Regions from separate parts of the Homo sapiens genome. Here regions 1 and 2 are each linked to region 3. Evidence: chromatin contacts called from ENCODE Hi-C or POLR2A ChIA-PET data. All regions are on one chromosome and are shown on one strand. The core of a region is the stretch at or near the end of the contact, and the rest is flanking DNA. Distances in the headings are between cores, read along the strand shown.

What was found. Hi-C counts contacts between places; a loop is a spot of excess contacts on that map. ChIA-PET counts read pairs that join two places held with the same protein, here RNA polymerase II (POLR2A). Pooled maps may share reads with other maps.
Region 1: a loop to region 3 is called in a pooled map, with 1.9 times the contacts of the local background. The contact joins the enhancer-like site here to the promoter of SPTBN1 in region 3. A Hi-C loop is called at or near these places in 2 of 168 maps with a recorded cell type or tissue (Caco-2 and HepG2) and 2 of 50 pooled maps. POLR2A ChIA-PET finds 5 or more read pairs at or near these places in 2 of 52 experiments (HepG2 and OCI-LY7).
Region 2: a pooled map shows a loop between it and region 3 (2.1-fold over the local background). The contact joins the enhancer-like site here to the promoter of SPTBN1 in region 3. A Hi-C loop is called at or near these places in 2 of 168 maps with a recorded cell type or tissue (IMR-90 and PC-3), 1 of 37 single-sample maps with no recorded cell type and 11 of 50 pooled maps. POLR2A ChIA-PET finds 5 or more read pairs at or near these places in 5 of 52 experiments (A549, OCI-LY7, Panc1 and 1 more).

The regions. Positions count from the first base shown.
Region 1 is chr2:54,238,542-54,243,416 of GRCh38, forward strand. The region is part of intron 3 of ACYP2 (acylphosphatase 2); the gene reads left to right. LOC105374610 (a long non-coding RNA gene) reads right to left here. Exons shown (of 2, transcript XR_007086321.1): 2 at 479-743. Among named protein-coding and RNA genes, the nearest start is that of TSPYL6, 15 kb to the right of the region's middle. Within about 2 kb of position 2,155, at least 7 of the 41 ENCODE cell types and tissues checked have a DNase peak (open chromatin) inside an H3K27ac peak, as active enhancers do.
Region 2 is chr2:54,707,650-54,712,475 of GRCh38, forward strand. No RefSeq gene overlaps it. Among named protein-coding and RNA genes, the nearest start is that of EML6, 14 kb to the right of the region's middle. Within about 2 kb of position 1,747, at least 11 of the 41 ENCODE cell types and tissues checked have a DNase peak (open chromatin) inside an H3K27ac peak, as active enhancers do.
Region 3 is chr2:54,454,741-54,459,524 of GRCh38, forward strand. It overlaps SPTBN1 (spectrin beta, non-erythrocytic 1), which reads left to right and starts at 1,587. Exons shown (of 36, transcript NM_003128.3): 1 at 1,587-1,778.

The DNA.
Region 1 (4,875 bases), core at 905-3,404, 220 kb before region 3:
CATTGATCATATTTCTGTTCATCAATGTTACCTAAAATAGCAAAATGAAATATTAATATGTTTGAAGATATAGCTTTCATTAGTTTAAATTAACTATCTCATTTAGTTTAGGCATATGGTCCACAAATTTTTAAGAACATTTAATTTTAATTTAAAAAATTAAGCCTACCAAATAAGATGCATTATTTTCCAGTGACTTAATATGTATATTCAAGACTTTTTCAATTTTTTATAGTATAAAATTATTGTGATTGCACATGAAAATTTATTATTTAAGCAAAATATTATGAGTGCTTATAAGTACAAAGGCTAAAACTGATATCCCTACCAACCACAAAAAAATAGGCCAGGCAGCTGGGTACTGCCTAGCCTATTTTTTTGTGGTTGGCAGAGATATCTCTTTATTGTGTAGATATTTAAGGACTCATATAGACCCATCATTTTTTATGGGCAAAAATCCCAACTCTGGTCTTCTAAATGTCTTTTGTAAATTTATTTCCCTAAATAAATCATAAATCCACTTATAATACCTAGACCCACACAATGTGTATTCGTCATAGCTGCTCAAAAGGAATCCACAGTGTAGGTCAGAGCTACTTGATGAGAGAAAGTCTTGACTCTGCTAATAATGTTTTTACCTCACTGGCACCCACAGTATTTTGCCAGATTGCCTGAAGTCAGCATGCCTTCCTGATGGTCATGGACTGTTCTGCTTTTCCAGGAATGTCTCAAAGGGATCCTGCCTGAAAGGAAAGAGGCCATACTGTGATATTTCACTGCTTATAAAGAGACCAAGAATGGCCTCTGTCTTGTTCTTTTAGCTAGCTTCAAACAAACTTAGCCAGCTTAAAAACAGAAATGGAACTGATGAAGTCATCAACCTAGAGCCTCCCGCTACTGCCCATGTATTTTGTAGTCTAGAATGAAGCTAATAATCTCAAGAACTGCTTCCTAGAAAGGTTAAGGAGAAAAGCATGCCCCATCCCACTTCTCCTCCCATTTCCCACTCTTGAAATAGCATTGTTAGCATCTGATGTGAGCCAGAGGAGTATTTGAGGCTGTGCCATATGTCCTTGTTAGAAACACTGAGCTTATAATGACTAAGAAACTCCAGGGGGTTGTCTAAACCACCAAGGTTATAAAGGGCACAGCATCATCACAGCTGAACTAAAATTTAATATGATTCTTACTTTACCACCCATGGTGACCTAAGAAGGTGGTAAGGGGGACAAACTCTAAATAGAGGGCTCAGTTGTGGCTCACCAAGAAGCTAAATATGCTGTTTTCATGGTAGAATAGGGAAGAAGAAACTGGTAAATATTTCCAAATGTCATGTGTTTACATATGAATCTATTCACTTCTTTATTTTTAAAATTCTTCTGAGAAGTACTTTAGAAGTAATCCCTAAATTTAAAGTATTTATAACAAAAATTTTACATATTCTCACCAGTTTAGAGCATTACCCAGAAGGAATTGTGACTCCATGGTCCAGGGGATTAGAGTTAGTCATTAGGGGTGGGAATTTCTTCTCAGAACGAAGTTAGAGCTCTGTAACCATCTTATGTGACCAAGTAGATGTTTGAGAAAGATCTGGAATTAACGTAATGAAGGTGAGTAGCACTGAGAATGCCCATAGAGTCTGTAGCTTAGATGGGGGTGGGTGTCACCATGATCTTAGTGTTGCACTTTTTGGAAACTAGGTTTAGGTGAGGAATGAAGTCACAATCCCCTAAGAAGGGAATAATGAATAAACTAGTTATATCAGCTTATTACTTTAGAGTAGAAAACAGACCTCATGCAGGAATCATTCTGCATATGTGGTGAAGCCTTCTTGGTGAGCAGACAAACAAAAAAGAAAATTCACTTTTTCTAAAAAAATAGCACATCAGACCTTTGTAGCCTGGAGAACTCATTCTTCTCTACTTTAGAGGTGTTTCTTTTTCTAATAACTGGGAAGGGCTGTCTCTAACCGGAGCTCCTGTACCACCCCTAAAGATATCAATAATTTCTCATTCTCCAACTTTTAGTTTTCCCATTTTTATTGGTCCTCAAAACTTTGTCTTTGCGGCACTCCCTGCCTCATCATACTTGTGACAAGTTGAATTCCTAAGACTCAGGCTCGTATTACAAAGGATGCAATTTAGATGAGCAACTCCCTGGTGAGATGAGTGGCTCTCTGGCAAACGGGGTGGGGAACATAGAGAACTAAGAGTCAGGAAACTTGGGGCCTATATCTAGGGCATCTGTTACCTAACATTCTGACCCAGACTATGTTTTCCTTGCTTCAGTGGCTTAGGCTGCAAAATAAGGTCCCTTTCACCTTTGACACATAATCCAGATCTTGTACTTTACTTTAGTAATTTTAGAAAGAAGACATTTAGGCCGAGGAGATGAATGTCTGTTCTCATTGAGGTAATGAGGTTTTCTACCACTTTATTTTTCTTGGTAAAGTCTTTGCTTATAATCTGGCAGCCTTTATTTGTATTCCTTTTTCTTCCTTTGGCTGGCTGGAGAGCAAGTGCCATTGACATGGCCCAAAGAGTATCATCTTTTCAGCCTTGGAGCAAGGAGTCTCAGAGTAGAGCACCCCCACTCCCTCCCCAAATGCCTGTGAATGACAAGGCAGGAAAAACATTTTTTAATTAAGTCAATTCAGTTGTTACAAGTTGAATTAATCTCTAATTTAGGGATATCATGGGAAACTATTTATAATATATGCCAGCTGACCCTTATCCAAATTTCCATGGAAATAGCAATGTTATAACACAGGGTGTTCTTGGACTGCTCTAAAAATTCCAGCTGGTTTAAGTATGATATTGAACCGAAAAATGAAGCCTTCTACTAACAAATGTGTTGAAGTATGCACTCAGGTGCTCAGGAGGTATAGGCTTAGCTTGAAAAAATTCAAGGCATGATACCCTGGGCTTTCCCTCAAACCTCTTTAATTAAGACCTCTGATATTGTTGTGTTGTTTCTATCTGAAGTCAAATGGGAATTGCAGAAAGTTTTGCAGTTTTTTTTTTCTCCTCCATGAGGTAGAGATTCGTCTATGCCAGGAGAAGTGAAGATAGTCACGTCTTTCTCTTGAATGATGTAATAAAGTTTTGCAAGGGATAAACCATGTTTCACTTGTATCAGATTTATTTATCAAATGTGTTGCCATTAAGAGTATGAAAATATTTCAGCTGAGGCCAGGCGCAGTGGCTCACGCCTGTAATCCCAGCACTTTGGGAGGCCAAGGCAGGTGGATCACCTGAGGTCAGGAGTTCAGGACCAGCCTGGCCAACGTGGTGAAACCCTGCCTCTACTAAAAATACAAAAATTAGCTGGGCGTGGTGGCAGGCACCTATAATCCCATCTACTCCAGAGGCTAAGGCAGGGAGAATTACTTGAACCCAGGAGGCAGAGGTTGCAGTGAGCCAAGATCACGCCATTGCACTCCAGCCTAGGTGACACAGCAAGACACTGTATCAAAAAAGAAAAAAATTCAGCTGAAATAATAGCATATGGGAGAAATTAGCCATGTATTTATAATACGCGTAGTAAAAGTGCAGACGCTATGACTATATTGCATGCTTGGTGAAAGTAATGGCAGGTTTGCTATGTTCAAAACATTTGAATTAATCTGTTCAAACCATGCACAGCATTACAGAATTGACATTCCAGCACAGTGACTGCAGTCTGCAGCAGTTGCAGTTTTGTCATCTATACAACGTCAAACAAGATGCAAACCACCAGGCTTGGTAGATAGAATACCCTTTGAGAATTAAGTAATCCTGAGATGACTTTGCTCATCATTGATGTCCTGTGACGTCAACTGAAGGCTTGTCTTGCCCATTTCACCTTGTCATTGTGGTTATTGGTTTTCTCCATTAAAATGGAAAATTGGATTATATTTAGCAGAATGAACATATATTTGATGCTTTAGGTAAAATATATACAGTCATATGCCACATAATGACTTGATGTTTTAGGTAAAATATATACAGTCATATGCCACATAATTCAACATTTTGATCAACGATGAACTGCATATATAACAGTGGTCCCACAAGATTAAAATTAATATTTTTACTATACCTTTTTTATGTTTAGATACACAAATGTCATTGTGTTACAGTTGCCTACACTATTCAGTAACATGGCATACTATACACTCCATTGCACTCCATGTGCGCCATTGCACTCCAGTCTAGGCGACAGCCTAGGTTTGTAGCCTAGGAGCAAATAGGTTATACCACATATCCTAGGTGGGTAGTAAGCTATACCATCTAGATTCATGTAAGCACAGTCTATGATGTTCACACAACAGTGTAATCACCTAACGATGCATTTCTCAGAATGTATCCCAGTCATTAAATGATGCATGACCGTATGTATTATCTGAAGTTAGCACCCTTTAGCAAACTCCTGAATCATTAATTTGCAACCCTTTGGTTACATCTTTTTTCTTACCATTATAAGAATTTGCTTAATATGAATTTGTGGATTAAAGTGATTTAAAGTGCTCTCTATATCAGGGAGATTAGCCCTTTGTCTGTGATATGAGATGACAATATTTTTTCCCAAGTTTGACATTTTTCGTTTGAAAAATTTTTTTTGTCATGTAGATTGAAAATTTTTTTCCAGTACAATAACGCGTTTAACACTGGGGATACATTCTGAGAAATGCATCATTAGGCAATTTCTTTGTTGTGCAAATATTGTAGGGTAGACTTACACAAACCTAGATGGTAGAGCCTACTACACACCTAGGATGTGTGGTATAGCCTATTGCTCCTATTTTACAGACCTATATGGCACGTTATTGTACTTAATACTGTAAGCAATGGCAACACAATGGTAAGTATTTGTGTACCTAAACATAGAAAAGGC
Region 2 (4,826 bases), core at 497-2,996, 250 kb after region 3:
TCTAATATATGATGTGTGACTGAATTATACTACTTCATGAAAATATATTGCCCATATCAAACTAATGCTATTAATGAACTGGCCATAACATTTTAGAGGTGGGAGAGATCCCAAAGATCATTTGGTCTTACTCCTTCATTTTATGGTTTAGTAAATTGAAACCTAAAGAGATTGACTGCTTTGTTCAAAGCTGCAAGGAAAGTGGTTAGAGCTGTGGTTAAACCCAGGTCTTGTTTTAATTTCATGTGTCCCTAGCTCTATAAATCTATGTCATTCTGTTTAGTGTTCACCTTTAGACAGCAGAACCAAAAACCTCACTAATATAGAAAATTAGGTATTTGCAGGTACCAGCAGCAGGGTTCAAAAGAGTAAATTTTTTAGTCTCCTTCCCTTTAGTAAAGTGGATATTTTCAGAAATACAGAATTTTGGGTGTCAAGCTATTTGGATAATCGTTTCTCTAGTTTTCCTCACTCTAGAACCCAACTATGTGATATTGAGGCCTTTATATTACCATTCATTGATGACATAATACTGTCCCTTCTGCGTGCAATTTTGGAAATTTATTCATCTATGCTGCATAATGGTAGCAATTTAATGAACTTGTAACATATTATTTAGCTCATTAAAGTCTTTGCATTTAAACAATGTTGATGCTTTTAAGGTTGTGAAGAAATCTTAGTTTAATGCAGAATTAGTTCTAATACATTCTAGAATTTTATCAGAAAACTTTCATGGCCAGGCAAACTAAAAACACAGTAACAGTAACTCAGGCAATCACACAGACTCATGCATAATTAAATCCTCCTTTTACATTTTTTGGGAGTCTTCTTTGAGAGGATATTTTAAATATTGATGTTGTGCAACTATAATTAATAATAAATATTTGGAGTGCTATTGATGACAGTGGTGGGCCTTCCGGAGCAGCCGCTGCCACCACGCTGGCTGCAGTGGGGAGGCGCAGGCGGTGGTGGCAGGAGCCGCTGCAGGAGCAGCAGTGGCGGTGGTGGGTGTGCCCCACGTCCCCTGTGCCCCGCGTTCCTGAGGCAGCCAACTGCACCACCCTCACCTTCACACAGCGGGGCAGGACCCACTCCCAGGTTTGGGACCTCCACTGGGGCCTCAACCTTGCTCCCGCCACGTCTTGGCAGCCCCCGAGCCCCCAGCTGAAGGCACAACCAGGACTCATGGGGCCGCCTGAGAGCGTCGGGTTTGTTTGTGCAGAGTTTGCAGGGGCTGCTGCGCCGCCTGCACCTTGCCTACCGCTGCTGCAGGCAAAATGCGGAGAGGAGGCTAGCAGACCCTGGAGCCCACCCCTGGGAGACCCCTCGGAGCCTGCCGTCCTGGGAGCCCCCATGGTGGGGCCAGGCCGATTCACCCACTGGCAGGGGAGCAGTACGGTGGGGCATGGAGGGACAGGCAGAGAGGAGCCTGGAGGAGGAGCTGGGCCCGTGGCAATGCTGTGTTCCATGGAGTCGGCAGGAGCCCCGCCTTCCCAGGGACAGCTGTAGCCGCCCAAGTCGTGGCTGTGGACCCAGGCCTCCCTGTGCTCTTGGGGGCCGGGAGCAGGCAGGAGCCCTGCCCTCCCAGGTGCAGCTACAGCCGCCTAGCCGCGGCTGCGGATCCAGGCATCTCCGCACTCTTGGGGGCCAGGAAGGCCCCCCTTTACCCCCGCAGCCTTGGAGGTGTCTGCTCCTGCTGCCTGGCTTCTCCCAGCTCCTGCTGCTCACTCTGATCTCGGAGCAAGGTTGGGGCCAAGCCCAGGTGCTGTTGCAGCCCAGCTGGGTGTGCGCACACTCAGGGCAGCGCTGACACACCAGTCCCCTGCCGCCTCAGCCTCCTCTGGGCTTTGGGCACCGATAAGCCCGTGAGGGAGGCCGCGGCAGGGGCTGAGGGCAGCTTTGCACTGGCCTGCTGGTGCCCCTGGGCCGGAACCGCCTGGGCACCATAAAGGCGGCAGGATCAGACAGGCTCCTGGGAAACAGGCAGGTCCCTGGTGAAGCCCCACCTTCCATCCGGGGAAGGTCTGAAGTCTGGCGGCCGGGCTGCTGGTCCCGTGATCAGAGTGGGAACTTGTGGTGCTTTTTTCGGGCCGTCCATGGCTGCTAATGGACTGACTGGCACACACTTCCTCCCCTCTGAGGCCCATAAAAAGCCACGGACTCAGCCAGACCTGAAGAGACGATGGGACGACCTACCTAAAGAGAAGACCTACCCTTCTCTGCTGAGAGCTGAACACTCATTGGGAAAACCCTGGCTACCTAGAGGAGCTACCTACTGCGGGTCTCCTCTGAGCTGTTCTGTTGTTCAGTAAAGCTCCTCTTTGTCTTGTTCATCCTCCACTTGTCCGTGTACCTCATTCTTCCTGGACACCCAGGACAAGAAATCGGGACCCGTCAAATGGTGGGGCTAAAAGAGCTGTAACACAAACAGGGCTGAAACACGCCTTTTGCTTGCCACGTTGCGGGCAACAAGAAGGAGAGAAGAGAGAAGAAAAGAAGAGCTGCAGCCCGTCAGGGATCCCAGACCTAGGAGCTCCCCGAGCCAGGTCTGTGACACCCTCTTTAGGGCTCTGCAGTTTCTGGCGTCTCCAAGCTTCTGGGTATCACCATGTTCCCTGATGTCAGCTGTGGAAGTTGCTTATGGTACGCCTGGTCTAGCAGCAGCCTTGCGGGGAGCCAGCTCTGGAGCCAGCACCTGGAGCTGCCCACCCTGCTGCAGCTGGAGTGCCTGGCTGCGCACAGTGGCCGGACCCCAAGCTCGCCCACACCTCTTGCTGCTCCACGCCTGACTTGCCCTTGGCAGGTGTGGGATCCAGGCCAGTAGTGCGAGCCAAGGGTAACCTTCCAGGCAGAGTGGGCGGAATGAGCCCAGAGGGCCAGAGCAAAACCCAGCAAAGGTACCACTGGCCACAGAGGTTTCTGGATGGCCAAGTGACACTCCAAGGATCCCATAACGCTATGTGGTATGTATTATAATCACTTTACATACATTCTCCAGTTCATCGAATTCTCACAACATATTTATGAAATGTGTTTTATTATCCATGCCTATTTTAAAGATAAGTAAACTGAGATGTTAAGAGATAAATAACTTGCCCAGGGTCACATATCCAGATGGTAGAATTGGACTTGAATGGAGATGTCTGACTCCAGAGCCCAAATCCTTAACCATCACCCTACACTTTCTCCCTATTCTCATTGGAGAAAATGATAAACCAAAATCTTACTTGATTCATTTTAATGAAACTATAATTTAATAATGAAAGTATAATTTATAATAATGAAACTATAATGAAAGCACTCTGCAAGGATAATGAGTAAACACCTTCAGATGGAAATAGGCCCAAGAGAAGATTCTGTAGCAGATGCTGCTCACCTGATTATGACCTTAGTATTTTGGCTGAAATAGTCAGTGAAGACACACCCTGTCCAGAATCCTGGCTCTAACAATATTTGGAACAGTTGAAAAATATTAATTTTAAAAACTGGAAAAAAGAGATCTATGGAGCATGTAGAACATATAAAAAATAGAATAGTAGAGCAAACTTACATGTGCTCATTATCCAGCTTTAGTAATTATCAGCTCAGGGCCTATTTGGCTTTATGTAGAATCCCATCCACTTCTCCCTACCCTCTCCAGATTATTTCTAAACAAATTAAGCAAATTCACACTTCAAATCTTTTCATGGTGAATAATTCAGCATGAATCTCTAAAAGATAAGAACTCTTGTTTGAAAGCATAACCACAATACCATTATAACTTCTAAAATTTAATAATACCTTAAAATCATCAAACATTGAGTATTAACAGTTTCATGATTATCTCATAGTTCTTTTTTTTTTTAACAGCTTGTTCAACCCTGGATCCAAATATGCTCCAGAAGATAAGTTGGTATGTCCTTTAAATATGTTTTAATAAGAGTTTCCCCTGCCATCCCTCATTTTTAATTCTTATAATTTATTTGATTAAAAAACAGATTGTCTTTTAGAATTCCCCAAATATCAATTTTGCTGATTGTATCCCTGGGGTATCATTTAATATACTCCAATATGATGACTACAAAAAGTTTTTCTTTTTAACTTTACAGTCAATCTTTAGGCATGCCTTCCTTTTGTTCATTTTGTCCTTAAGCATATCTTCAGAAATGTACAATTTTCCACATTTTAAAATCAATGTAGTTTCAATTTACTTTTATCTGATTTTGAGAATTTTTTTCATATGATTAAGGACCACATTAATTTCTTCTTATGTGAACTACCTGTTCATATTTTTTGATAGAGTTACTGGTTTTATTTTTTAATCAACAGAATCTCTAATATATTTCCTTTCTCTGTGATATTAATCACAAATATTTTTTCCCAGTTTTTTGTTTTTCTTTTCACTTGCTTAGGATATTCTTTGCCATGCAAAATATTCTTGATTTTTTGGTAATAGAAGGTATCAATTTTTGCCCATGTTGCTTCTGGATTTTGAGTCATGGTCAGGAATGTGTTTCTCATCTCCAGGTTGTGGGTGAATTTACTCATGTTTTCTTTTAGCACTCGATGGTTTTATTTTAACATTTATATTTCTGACCCAGTTGCAATTTATTCAGGTGTCAGGTGTAAGGAATGACTCAAATTCTACACTCTTCAGAGCAGGTTTTAAAACTCAGGACTTTATAAAGATAGTAAAGGGATCTGTTCAAGATGATTGAACCCACAGTCCCTGGTGTAATCAAAGTAGGGTGGTGCTAGCAGTAGGGTTCTGCTGTCTCCACATCCAGCTTGTTTTTACTGAAGAACTGGCACTAATACCTCATCCCTGGGGCCACGAGAAAAATGTA
Region 3 (4,784 bases), core at 337-2,836:
GAAATAACCCTACCTTTAAGAGAGTTTACGGTCTGGTTGTGTTGATTCACCTTCTGAGAAAAAATGTTATTTGCTTTCCTCAATTTTTTTCCTATCAAAAGTAAACATAGGTTCAAACATTCAAACCTATGAAGGCCTAAAAGGAAGAATCATCTTCAGTTTGCTGTGACGATTTCACTGAGTTTTATTTTAAAATATTCATTTAAAAATACATACAAACATATAAACCCATCAGGCCAGGTTCTAGTGATCTGAGATATAAGCATGATACAAACTACTTGGCTGCCGTGTATTTTTGTTTTATTTTAATCCAGGTGATCAGGTCTGTATGGGGAAAAAGCCCTGGGGCTTTTTCAAACAGGAAGGGCCCTCCTCCCTCTGAATGCCCGCAGTGCCGCCCTGTGCACTTTACAGAACAAGGAGAAAGTCAGTTTCTTCAAACTGCTTTTCTAAAGAGCGTTTCCATTCGTGGTCCTGGTGATTCCACCATCTTTTCTTCACAACAGTGACGGTTCTGGAATTTCTACACAGCCTGAGGGGCTGACGGGGTAGACCAGGTGACTGGGAAGGGGCAGTGGCACATGACAAAAATTTGAGGAAACGTCCAGTTTCCGTTTCAGGGAATGCGCATAGGGGAAAACGCAAGTCCCCACGCCATCACGGGGCCCTCCACCGCGGCCGGACGACCCCTCTCTCGGGAGTGACTGGGGCAGGGCACCTGGCCTCAGGTTCGAGCGGAGCCTGCACTGAGAGGCAGGAGTTGGATGAACCACTTGTAGGGTCTGCTCCCAGCTACCCAAAGCGAAAGGGTGGGCGAAAAAGCATTTGCAAAAGAATACATTAACCTCACAAGGAACGACCCCCACCACCCATCCTCCAGCGCCCAAGGTTTCCCACGAAGAGGTCGCCGTCGCCCTTCTCCAAGTTGGGTAGAACCTATAAGGCATCACCAACTGCATCTCAAACCAACCAAGCAAGTGACGCTCCAAAACCTCCCTAAATACCCTCTCTCCCCAGCATTCCGAACGCAACATCAAGGGCGAAAAGAGGCTGCACAAATCACGTAGAAAATTAGACCGCCTCTTTCCATGGCGATAATCGAATTAGCCTCAAATTAAACGTGAAATTGGCCCTCTCCGGCTGTGGAGACAAAGCCCCTATTGTCCTGCTCGGGTAGCGGCAGCAGCAGTGCCCACCCCGCCCCGGCCAGCCTGGTCGGTCCCCGCCGCTGGGAGGATGAGGTCCGGGCTGGACCCGGGAAGAGCCTCAGCTGGAGAGGACGTGGACGCGCCCGAGGCTCGGCTCCCTGGGCGGCTGCGGGGCTCCGGGCAGGAGGAGAGGGCGGGCGAAGCAGAGGGAGCGGGCGGGAGTGGGGAGGGAGGAGTGCGGAGGGCGGAGGGCGTGCGGGAGGGATCCCGGGAGTGCGCTTGTGTGTGTGTGCGCGCGCGCCCGCCCCGCGCGCTCCTCTCCCCGCCCCTCGCCCCCTCCCTGCGAGCGCCCTCCTCTCCTCCTCCCCCCGCCCCCCGCGCTCCCGCCCAGCCCCCGGAATCAGTGCCGCTGTTGCCGTGCAGGCTGCGGATTCCTCCAGTCCCTCCCTCGGCCGCCTCTCCTCCCGGAGCGAGCGCGCAGCCCTGCGCAGCAGCGCCCACTGGTCCCGTCCTGTGAGCCCCGGCCCCAGCCGCGGACAGACCCGCGGAGTCGCCTCCCGGCCCACCCGCCCGGCCGCCGAGGAGCGGGAGGAGGACGGGACCCCGGCGCCCCCACCCCATCCCCGGGAGGTAGGTAGGGGGCCCGAGGCAGGGAGATGCCAACTCACTGGGGCTGCCTCCCGGGTGGGCTCCGCGGCGGCGGACGGGCGGGAGGAGGGGCGCGGGCCCAGGGCCGGAGGACGCCGCTGCCCGCCTGCCCTGCGCCCGGGGAGCCGCGTGGGGGCAGGGAGGCTGCAAAGCCCGGGCGGGGGCGGCGCGGGGAGCCCGGGTCGCGGGTGCTCATTGGTACTCGGATGATGCGGGACGAGGGGCGGCAGGCTCTGCGGTGAGGCGGCAGCAGACCCGCCGTGCGCACCGCTGCCGTCCGGCCCCAGCCCCGGCGCGGCGCGGCGATTCCTCCTCCCTGCCTCCGCCGGCGCCTCCCTGCAGCCGGGCGCGGCGGCCCCTGACGCGGAGGCCCCTGGCGCGGAGGTGGGTGCGGAGCGGACAGCGGACAGCCGGAGGGTCTATTTTCAGGTGCCCTCTCTGTGGCCCCGCGGGTGGGGAGCGGGGGCGGCGGTGACAGGGCCGGGCTCTGCGCGTAGCGGTGCAGGGGATGCGGCCAGGCGTGGTCCCGGCTGCGCCGCGCTGCAGCTGAGCCGGAGGCGGCGGCCCCGCGCCCCCACCTCCGCCCCATCCCTGCGCTTGCTACCCTCGTGCGCCCGCCCCCCCCCCGCCCTTTCTGCCGTCCCCACTCTCCCAGGGCTGGGCGTGAGCCGCCTCCGGGCGCCGAGCCGCCGCTGCGCCCGCCCTTCAGCTCCTGCCACCCTCTCTTCAACAGGTTTGTCTCAGCGCAGGGACCCTCCGGGCCTGCTTTGGGTAGGTGGGCTGGCTCGTCATCACCCCCCACACCACGCCCACGGCCCTCTTTTAGGGGGCGCCTTCTCTTTGTTTTTGTGATAGGAAAGGTGCCAACTGCTGCCATCAGATGAGGAGGGGGTGGGGATCAGAACGCAAACCTCTGTCCATTATTTTTCCAATCGAAAGCCAGGCCAGATAGTAAGTGAGGACAGGGTGCGTGTGGGGGTGCTTCGGCGGAGCAGAAAATTGAATTCGGTGGGGTTTATTTGGGCGGGGATGTGCTTTTTTGGCAAGATGGATGGCTCACGGTGCCCTCGCCGTGATGCAGCACAATGCAGCAGTATCGCAGCTTCCTTGGTTCTCGCTGGCGGGGCTTGGCACGGCCGCTCGGCGCCTGCGGCCCCCGCCCGGCCCCACCCAGGCCCGGGGCTGCCCTTGGCCGAGGCCTGGAGCTGCTGCTACCTTGTCCTGCAGCTTCTGCTGGATGTGGCGTCAGGAGGACCAGGTCAGCTAGGTGTGAGCAGGGGAGAGTCTTTTCTTTTGGGATGATCCCTCCTGCACCTCTTCTTGGGCTGCGCTCTGCCGGAGGGGCGCCCTGCATCACCAGTGCAGGCAGAGGGGAGCCGGCCTGTGGTTGCGGATCGGAATCTGATCTGCGACCAGGGGACCTGAGCCATAGGGAGGGGCTGCAGGAAGGACTGGGCCCAGTGGTGTGCGGAGGCAATGTTGCAGTGTGGGGAGTCGCAGCGTTTTTCTGTGGATCGTCCATAATCTGTAACCACAACCCAGCTATGCATTAATTTTTTCTACGTGAAAAGTTGGTGTTTATTAATTGGACCTTCACAACTGTGACATTACAGTACCTCGTCTGTCTTTGGTTAATACCAAGTATGCATTTTTTCTGTAGGAAACCATTTTTAAATGAAATGATTAATGCATTTTGGGTTTTATGTCACTAAGACATTTATAAGTATATTAAAATTCAGTAGGTTGTTTTAAAAGGAATTTATATGTTTTTTAATGGATAGTAAATGATTCCTTTAGCTTGTATTTTGTTTTCATCGTTTGCTTTTTCTAAGTCAAGTACAGTTGCATTATTTGGATGCTTTATTAAGGATTATTAGGTGTATGAGTGTCATGATGGGGGCTAAATTGGTATTCAGATTTCTATTGATTGAGGTAGCCAAGTTAAGTGTCCGGGCGTAATTAATGGGATTATGACAGTAACACTGCGTTTGTGTTTGTTTATATGTATTTTTTGTATACATATTTTTCACAGCTGTGACTGGGGAGAGGGTGGAGAAGGGCAGACCACCAAGGCCTCTTGACTGGCATCTAGTCAGAAGGAGATGGTTCCCAGTGTTCTCATGTTTAGTCTCGGCCAGGACACAGGGAATTTCCCTTCTAAATGCCATCTCTATAATTCATTATTCAGTGTGGGATGGCAAATGGGATATATTTCAAATGTCAACCCAGGCTTTCCTAAAATGTTTAGGTGAAAAAGGAAATTTCAATATGCTAGTTGGAAGGGAAGGTCAGTGTTTACAAGCCAAGGGCGTGCCTGCTTGTATTTTTAAATATTTCTAATGAATCCAAGTTAGTTGCTTTTGATTTCATGTGGCTCTGCAGAATAGAACTGCATGTACATTGTGTGGTGTATGTGCGTTATTTTGAGTTTCTCTAATAGCCATTAAAATATGAGACTTTTTGTGCTGGTTGTGTAAAATCGTGTTGCGTACAGATTTTTATGAATGTTGTTCCCATGGATCATCCAAACGTTTTGGATTTACTTTGTTGTAAGAAATATCCTGTGTTGATGTCACAGGAGGTTTAGCTGTTCTGACTTACACAGCAGGTGCAGAATTCTGTTGGGTTAAGCTCTTTGTAACTCTGTCATTACTGGAGTGACCAAAACCTTCATCTGAGAGGAGAAGTATTGGGCAGTGAAGGAACTGCTGTCACTAGGTCGTCTCCCACAGTTGAGGTTTTCTGTGAAGAACTTCTCTTGGGCAAGACTAGTAACAACTATCTGTGATGTTGCAGAGCAAATGAGAAGACCTCCCTCTACTTGTGACACATCCTGAGCAGAGGCTTGGCATTGGCAGAGTTTCCTGGAAGGGTTTGTAGAGTGGTTGCTTTGTCTTGATGTTTGAATGTATGACTTTACATGTGGAAGTACTATTTTGACGTGGAAGGATTTTACTACTGCTAACATAGACATGATTAGTGGAAATC